Linked DNA regions of Homo sapiens: region 2 is linked to region 1. Evidence: chromatin contacts called from ENCODE Hi-C or POLR2A ChIA-PET data. All regions are on one chromosome and are shown on one strand. The core of a region is the stretch at or near the end of the contact, and the rest is flanking DNA. Distances in the headings are between cores, read along the strand shown. Region 1 overlaps CACNB4 (calcium voltage-gated channel auxiliary subunit beta 4). Region 2 overlaps CACNB4 (calcium voltage-gated channel auxiliary subunit beta 4).

The links. A loop is a pair of places that touch in the nucleus more often than their neighbours do. ChIA-PET counts read pairs that join two places held with the same protein, here RNA polymerase II (POLR2A). Pooled maps may share reads with other maps.
Region 2: a pooled map shows a loop between it and region 1 (2.8-fold over the local background). The contact joins two enhancer-like sites. A Hi-C loop is called at or near these places in 1 of 168 maps with a recorded cell type or tissue (cardiac septum), 5 of 37 single-sample maps with no recorded cell type and 6 of 50 pooled maps. POLR2A ChIA-PET finds 5 or more read pairs at or near these places in 6 of 52 experiments (HepG2, MCF 10A, PC-9 and 3 more).

Annotation. Positions count from the first base shown.
Region 1 is chr2:151,839,226-151,843,721 of GRCh38, forward strand. CACNB4 (calcium voltage-gated channel auxiliary subunit beta 4) reads right to left here. Exons shown (of 14, transcript NM_000726.5): 13 at 2,678-2,863; 14 at 1-154. Among named protein-coding and RNA genes, the nearest start is that of ARL5A, 13 kb to the left of the region's middle. Within about 2 kb of position 1,251, at least 3 of the 41 ENCODE cell types and tissues checked have a DNase peak (open chromatin) inside an H3K27ac peak, as active enhancers do.
Region 2 is chr2:151,889,141-151,893,226 of GRCh38, forward strand. The region is part of intron 2 of CACNB4 (calcium voltage-gated channel auxiliary subunit beta 4); the gene reads right to left. Among named protein-coding and RNA genes, the nearest start is that of ARL5A, 63 kb to the left of the region's middle. Within about 2 kb of position 2,696, at least 3 of the 41 ENCODE cell types and tissues checked have a DNase peak (open chromatin) inside an H3K27ac peak, as active enhancers do.

The DNA of each region.
Region 1 (4,496 bases), core at 1-2,500:
GGTAATGATCTCGGCTATGCTGAGAACTGGAAGACAAGCGGTTCCTACTCTTCCGAGCCCTTTCATTGTGATAATTTTCATCAGAGGTCATTAGACTTCGTCTTTCAATTGGAGAGTTCTCTGTGGAGTGGTTGCTGTGCCTCATTCGCTGACTCTAAAAATATCAGATAGTTCATTGATTAAATAATGTCAGCTTCATTCATCTAAACATGTAAATGTATGTAAAATCATAGGATCTGTACAATAAGATGCTAAATATCTGACTTAATAAGGCATCCTGATGCACCAATGATCTGCTTAGAATATCTGGTCTTATTTATTTGGGACACAACATGAAAAGATGCCAGAGTGTTGATAGTTTATGAGTTTAATTCCACAGTGCTGAATGACTATGCTTCCTATTACAAATGTAGAATTGAAAGCTAACTGTTAAATGGAACTTAATATATTTAGGAAGTTCTAATAATTCCATTTCTATTGCAAAAATGAAAATTATTTTACTATTGGGAAATAAAGTTCAGAATAGCATTTATTATTTCTCTCTTGAATTGATATAATCTTTCTCCTTCTAAAGTAACACACCTCACCTTGATCTAACTGAATATTCCTTATACCTTTTAAAAACATTTTAATAAAATTATTATTTGTGCTGTTCATAAAATAAAGTGTTTCTGCATCCTACATAAATGTAATAATCTTTCCAAGGGTGTATACAATAATTATGAAGCCAGCTAATTGATACATTTATAAATCTTGCTTCCTCAACTAAAATGTCCTGCAAAATAATCTTCCAATATAAACGAAATTCCTCTAATACCATTAATTGAAATTAGCATCTTAAGATACTTATTTGAAGGCTCAGAAAATGTTATTCAACATTTTTCTCCACTATGAGAAAACATTTATCTACTTGTGTCTACTGGTTTAGGTAGGTCACATCAGTTAAGGCACAGGATCCTGCTGAAACCATGGGCCCAGACACATCTCATCTAAAGTACACTCAGATTCAGGCAGAAGGAAATTCATTTGACAGGTCACAGACTGTGCCTTTAACCTCAGGTGCCTCACAATGAAGTGTCAATTGTTACTGGGAGAAGAAATAGGCCACAGAATAAAGGGCAACACATTAACTCATTAGTGAAACAGGGAGAACCACTCTAGGTGGATGTCTTAGCAGTGATGAGTCAAGATTGTTGTATTCAATATAAAAGTGCAACATTGCATTTCTACGTACATTACAGAAGTGTATTGCTTCATGCATCTATTTCTCATTCTGTAATGTACAATTCAGAGCCAATCCACACTAGTCAATAGTAATGTACACTCAGATCAGCCCATGGGAAGTGAAACAAGGCATGAAATAGTCCTAATGCATGCGTATGTGCTGTACATTACCACAGTACATTTTTCATGTTCATTTCTAGTTTCAAAAGCTATTCATTTGCATGACAGTTTTTCTGCTTACAAAGATGCAATTTTGTAACAGAGTAATACAGCTATAATAGCATTTCAGAGAGTGCCATTTATCTCAGAGTTAACTCTGTATGATCGACAATTAAGACTATCATTATAATCCATTAAAACAAAACTCATCATGATACAAGAGGGCTCAATTGACTACATGTTCCTCAGTTTGCTGCGGGTTTGGCCACATTCCAGCAGCTACTTGATGAATGGTAAATAATAATTGATGTAGAAAGGCAGGCTCATTTTGTACCATAAGGTCTCTGGTTCCCTATCTCTACCTCTGAGTGCAATACCAGAACAGCAGAAGGGAGAACCTCTTGATCCTGTGTTCGTCACCAGCTTCCCTAAAGGACACGTGCCACAGCCACTTACAAAGGTGGGCACCTGCACAGCCCCAAGAAAACTCAGGGATCAGTTACTGTTTCTGAACAGAGCAGCTCTACTTATATCCACATTGTCTTGTGCAAGGTAGAGAGCAGGCCTAGCAACCTGGGTGCGGCAGGATTAATTAAGGGCAGCTGAAAGGCCTATCTGCACCTATATATCTTACTTAGCTATTGTGTAATCCTTAAGAAGTGGCATTAAGAAGTAATGGAGGGGCCAGGAGTGGTGGCTCATGATGGTAATTTCAACATTTTGGGAGGCCAAGGCAGGAAGATTGCTTGAAGCCAGGAGTTTGAGATCATCCTGGGCAACAAAGTGAGACACTGACACTGTCTCTACAATTTTTTTTTTTTAATTATCCATGTGTGTGGTATGTGCCTGTAGTCCCAGCTATTTGGGAGGCTGAGGCAGCAGGACTGCATAAGCCCATGAGTCCAGGAATTTGAGGCTGTAGTGAGCTATGATCATATCACTGCATTCCAGCCTGAACAACAGAGTGAGACTATGTCTCTAAAAAAAAGTAATGGGCAGGTGCATTGAGTAGGCATTACGTTTGCCAGCAGAGTTTAGACATAGGAGGAGTTAATTTACCTAAGTAAAATCCACTGTAAATTCACAGACAGCATAATTCTCAGGAAATTGTCAGTCTCTGGGTAGTTTTCTCTAGGATAGATCATAATTAGATAATATTTAAGATTTTTAAATATAATGTGCACATAGTGTTCCCTCTTCAGATTAAGGATGACTCCAGTCTCCATCCTAATCAAGTTCCCATAGAATTTTACATGTAAGGTTGTAAAAAGCATGAGTGAAAAAGTGACAATACCTGTAACCCAGAAATTGCTGTGGGATATGGTGAGAGTGCCGTGGAGCCCAAATTCCTTCCCAGCAGCGGGGTCATGGGTGTGCTACTGGTTGTGTGGGTGGCACGCCAGTACGCCTCCAGGTACTCCCCTAGATGTTCACATGCATCCTCAAGCTGATTTTCATCCAATATAACATCAAACATTTCCTGTAGATGACAAGAAAATCCACTTTACTTCCATTTTAGGTTTTAGGCAATGAAACCTAAAATTCCACTTAACACAGATAATAGCATTTTTAATAGCTATTAGCTAAAATCAAATTTGAGGTGCTATATGGGCAGTTTCTAAAGTTAGGGTCAAGTGAAGAGTTACACAGTTATCCATGAACGAATGTAGACATTAATATAAAAATGAAAGTGTTCATTCAATATTTGGATCTTTTTTTTTTTTTTTTTTTTTTTTTTTTAAGACGGAGTCTCATTCTGTTGCCCAGGCTGAAATGCAATGGCACGATCTCGGCTCAATGCAACCTCTGTCCACTGAGTTCAAGCAATTCTCCTGCCTCAGCCTCCCAAGTAGCTGGGATTACAGGCGCCTGCCACTGCGTCCAGCTAATTTTTTTGTATTTTTTTTAGAAGAGATGGGGTTTCACCATCTTGGCCAGGCTGGTCTTGAACTCTTGACCTAGTGATCCACCTGCCTTGGCTCCCAAAGTGCTGGGATTACAGGCATGAGCCACAGCGCCCAGCCGGATTTTTCATTATTTAGAAAGAAAAAGATGAAGTAAGTGTAAATGTGTTACAGGTAAAATATGACAAAAACCCACGTGTATTCACATCTTTAGCCATGTATTCCTATAGAGCTGCACTCTACACACTTTGGAATATGAGAGAAGCAAGTTTGTGGCACTGAGAAGGGAGTTCTAGACATGTTTTGGGCAATGACCACATCAATGGAATAAACATTTTTTCTCCTAAGGTAACTATGTTGAAGGGAATAACATTTACTTAGGTAATTTTCAGAATGCTTGTGAAAATAACATTATCTGTTTTATGATAAAACAATAAGGAAAGAAAGTTTAGGATTAATAACAGAAAACCACATGGCAGTGGTTTCTGCTACCACAAGATCATTTTGTGAAATGGTTAAAAAAGAACAAGGGGTGTTTAGTTAGGGAAAGCAGGGGGTCACAAAAGAAGTATCTGCTGTCCACGTTTCGGACAGTAAGGCCATTGTTCAACATCTGGTCTGTACTCAGGAAGTTGTTCTGTTCCAGAGGAGCAGGGTGGCCCCCCTGTCATTGCAGTGTGGCTGGGAACACAGACAGGATATACCCCAGACATATACTCTTCAGAGGGAAACCAGAAAACTTTGGCACCACACAAAGAGAAAAGTCATTCCACAGGTAAGTGTTAGCACATCTCAACTTTCTTTCTTTCTTTCTTTTTCTTTGAGACAGTGTTGCTCTGTGGCCCAGGCCAGGGTGCACTGGAGCAAACACAACTCACTGCAGCCTGGAACACCTGGGCTCTAGCGATCCTCCCACCTCGGCTTCCTGAGTAGCTGGGACCACAGGCATGCACCACTGTGCCTGGCTAACTTTTTTAACTTTTTGTAGAGATGAGATCTCACCATGTTGCCCAGGCTGGTCTCAAACTCCTGGGCTCCAGCGATCCTCCTGCCTCGGCCTCCCAAAGTGCTGGGATTACAGACGTGAGTCACCACACCCGGCTCACATCTCAACTTTCAATAGTAGGATTGACCTTTCCCACCACCTTCATCTGCTTTTATGAACTCATTTTACCAAAATAAGAACCTCCCAGGAATGAATCAAAGACA
Region 2 (4,086 bases), core at 1,446-3,945, 51 kb after region 1:
CGAACGCTAATCTTGGTGTAAATTTGGCATTTTAAGAGTTGCATTTGGCCAGGTGTGGTGGCTCATGCCTGTAATCCCAGCATTTTGGGAGGCCGAGGCAGACGGATCACCTGAGGTCAGGAGTTCAAGACCAGCCTGGCCAATGTGGTGAAACCGTCTCTACAAAAATACAAAAATTAGCCAGGTGTGGTGGCAGATGCCTGTAATCTCAGCTACTTGGGAAGCTGAGACAGGAGAATTGTTTGAACCCAGGAGAAGGAGGTTGCAGTGAGCCGAGATTGTGCCACTGCACTCCAGCCTGGGCAACAGAGTGAGACTCTGTCTCAAAAAAAAAAAAAAAAAAAAAGTTGCATTAAGTGGACTAAGCGATCATGGAATATTCAGAGAAATATATCACTCCCAGTGGGTTTGTGCCCATTTTTCTCTGTTGTTTGTAATGACTTGACAATGCATTTTTCCACATTGCAGAAGGAACACAGCCCATTCTTGGTGACTTTCCCAGATTTCCCCGGGTAGATGAGTGAATATAACTCACTCACAAGGTTGTCATTAGGCTATCTTTATCTTGACAGGCTGGCCCCTCCCTTTCTTGCAAATGTGCTTCCTTTTCCTTCACCCCCTTTATCAAACATGCCCAGAACTCTTTGCTAGGGCACCTAGCCTAGCAGGGTCCAGGCTGCGTCTCCAAGTACATAGGCCCTACAGTGCCTGGCATGGCAGGACCTCGAGTTTGTTCAAAGAAAGACACAGTCACTCCCATCAGAATCTCTCTCTTCTTTGTTCCATGATTTTAAGTTCTTCTCAGGTGGTTACTTGACCAAGGTTGCTGTGTTTACTTGGTGTGACGCTAATTGTTAGCAACCTCACCCTCATGAGTTTTTTTGTTTTGTTTTGTTCTTTTTTTAATTACAGTCTTCAATGCCTTAATCCAGAGCGCTTGATAAGTATACATTCCCAGCACGTTGGTGGAGTGAGGAACTCTTGAAATTATATCGCCGAGATAACTTTTCTCTAAGGTATCTTGCATGGATTCTCACAAATAGGTTTTCAAAAATGTTGGCTGAAAAAATAAGACAAGTTCTGCTTACAATCACAGCAGCTCACTCTTATTGGATGGAAGACCTAAAATTCAGCCCCAGCTGTTAATCTGACTAAAGCTCCTTTTTAGGTTTCAAAGAGTCGTCAAGGGTAGCAAAGGAGCATGTTCATAAAAGGCTGTTAAAGGGAAGCGGAAGAGAATGAATGTTTGCTCATCCCTTACTAACTTATAGATATTATTATCACATCAACCCTAAGAAGTAAGTTATGATTATCCACCCTGTACGGATGAGGCATCTGAGGCTCAGACAGGCAACAAGAACATCCTCACACACCATTCCACACACCCTCATAGGTCACTACATGGGGAGCAAGGGTGTGGTAGATTCATTTTTTAAAATTTCCCCTATAAAATCTGGTGCAAAAACTTACATTAAAACATCAAACATTTTAGCTGCCTTCAGTAAAACAAAATAACATTCCTCAGTATTTTGTTAATATTAATCAAATACCAGAATCTCACTAATTTACAATGATAGACGTATTTTTTAAAATGCCAGTCTGAGATCATGGGAAGTGAATGGCAGACTGCTTTTCAAAAGACATGTTCACTATTTCTGCATTCACATGGTATCTGTAGGCTACCAAGGTTTTGGTTTGTGAATTTCTTTGAGTTTCTGCTCTAACCACAAAATTTTTCTTCAGCATTTTAGTTCTTGGTAGGTGATTCTAAGGTAGCACTGAGAGTTTTCTTTTTCTCTAAAATGATAATGCCTCCGATTATGTTCACACCACTTATTTACAGATTATTTCTTGTAATTAAATTATAACTATATATAAATATACAGTATAGTTCAAACTAAAGCACAGGCTTTGAATAATCTCATAAATGGAATACAAATTAATGGGTTCTATTACAACTATTTTACATAATTGATTTAACAGGAAGTAATATTAATTTATAAAAGTTGGCCAATCTCACCCTTCCTGTTGTGCTGGCTAGTTTTTGCTATAATTGCCCTGATTTCAGACAGGTTTCTTTTAATTGCTAGTCTGAGGAGACCCATGAATGGAGATAACAGCAGAAGAATTTTAATTGACCCCACAAGTACAAGGAGAGAGGTGACAAAAAGGCCCAGATAGAGATGGAAAGGAAATCTGTACCAGCCATGGCCATTTAGCCACTTCTGAGAAAGGAGAAACTGAGATGTGAGCTACAAGCAGATTTGCAAGTTAAACCAGTGGTAATGATGGTAGCAAGAGGGTAGATTCCTTTTGTTAGGTTGAATCATGAAATTGCAAACATTGCAATTGTAATTTCACGTGGTTCAACATATACATTGGGAAAGAACAAAAAACAAAGATTACTTGATATGGATGCTTTTGGGCAAAAACTGCTGTGATAATCAGCACATAATATTTTACATGTATGTAAGAAGTGCTATATCAATAAGCACAATTAGCAATAAATCAAAAACCTTCTGTGAGACTAAGGAGTAACAGAAGTTGAAAACACCCATGATCATTTTTGCATCCAACAAGAACTTTATTGTAACAGTAGGGACAGTGAGATTGTGGAGCTCACTTTCCTTCTGGGAAAGCGAAAGTGATCACCTACTGGGAGAAGGTGGCCTCCAGCAACCAAGCTTTACTATATACAGGTCACAGAATAACAACATGGGACACTGAGCAGCTGATCTAGAAACCCACCCTGCCTAGTCAAAACTTCATGAGAGCTTCTGATCAACCTACATGACAGGTGTGTGACAGGGTGGCTCCCGCTGGCTGATCCCGGCAGTTGCACTTGGCAGCATTAGACCCGGCACAAGGTCTTCATTCCAGGGTGGCTGCTCAAGCTGCACTAATCTAGTTTCAGCAGAGACGTTAAAAGGAAATCACAGTATTTGTTCAGAAAATCCTGAATATGCTGCTGGTAGAAGCAGTGCTGCATACTGATGAGGCGCTGATCATTGCCTGAAAACACGGACTTCTGTGACTTTTCTGGAAAAGTGATTGACTGAGAGACGCTTTCTTCTCACATGGCCCCCAGAGTGGTTTACAAAGCAGCACACCCAACACTACTTTTACATTGTGGTCTGTTTTCTTGAGAGTCAGATTCTTGAGAGAGAGATACGACAACAGGATATATGTTTCCCCTAAAAGTAGCTTCAGGCAATCACTTGTGTCTTAAAAAAAAAAAAAGAAAAGACTTCCTTCTGTCACATAAAAAAGAATAATATAGCTTGGTTTAGAAGACAGGAAGAAAGTAGGGAAAAGGACTTGAGCCTCGCCCATGTCATTTCTGTAGTCCCAGGAACTGTGTGATGAAAAAATATCTTTAAATAACTCTTTGGAATGATTTTTTTAAAAAACTGGCTAAAGTTTCTCATTAAGGGAATGTGTATGCATGGCTAACTGAATCCAGGTATGCCATCAAAAACAGAAGGAGATCCCCCAGAGGTGGCTGAAGACACAATGGAAACCACAGTAAAGCATCTACACTTCATTTCAGGCAGGAGTCATGTCTTACCAGTTTTGTGGTCCTCAGAGTTCCTAGCACAAAGCTTCATAGGAGCTCAAAACTATTTGCTGAATGAAAGAATCAATGAGATGGCTTCAGGGGGAAGAAGAGAACCTTAAATGGAGACCCCAATACTGCCCAGACTTCACCCAAAGGGTGTACACTCTTCCTGCCTCCAGGGGTTGCTGGAAATTATGTAGGAAAGACCAGTGAAGAATAAAATCAATTTTAACTTGACAGAATGCTACGCAAGTTGACTGAAAAAATTAAAATCCAGAAACTGTTTAGAAAAAAATGTTAAAGGAAGAATAAAAGAGAATTAGCCTTTTTAATAGATATGAAAATATATAAAACTACAAAAGTTAAACATGTTTGGTACTGGCGCAGATCAATGAAATTACAAGGAGACCACAAACTGAGCTCTGTATGGGAGATTAATGCATGATATAGGAAACACTGCAAATCAATGGGAAAAGAATGATTATCCAGTTAATAGTGTTGGGAAACTGAGCTAGCCAACTGGAAAA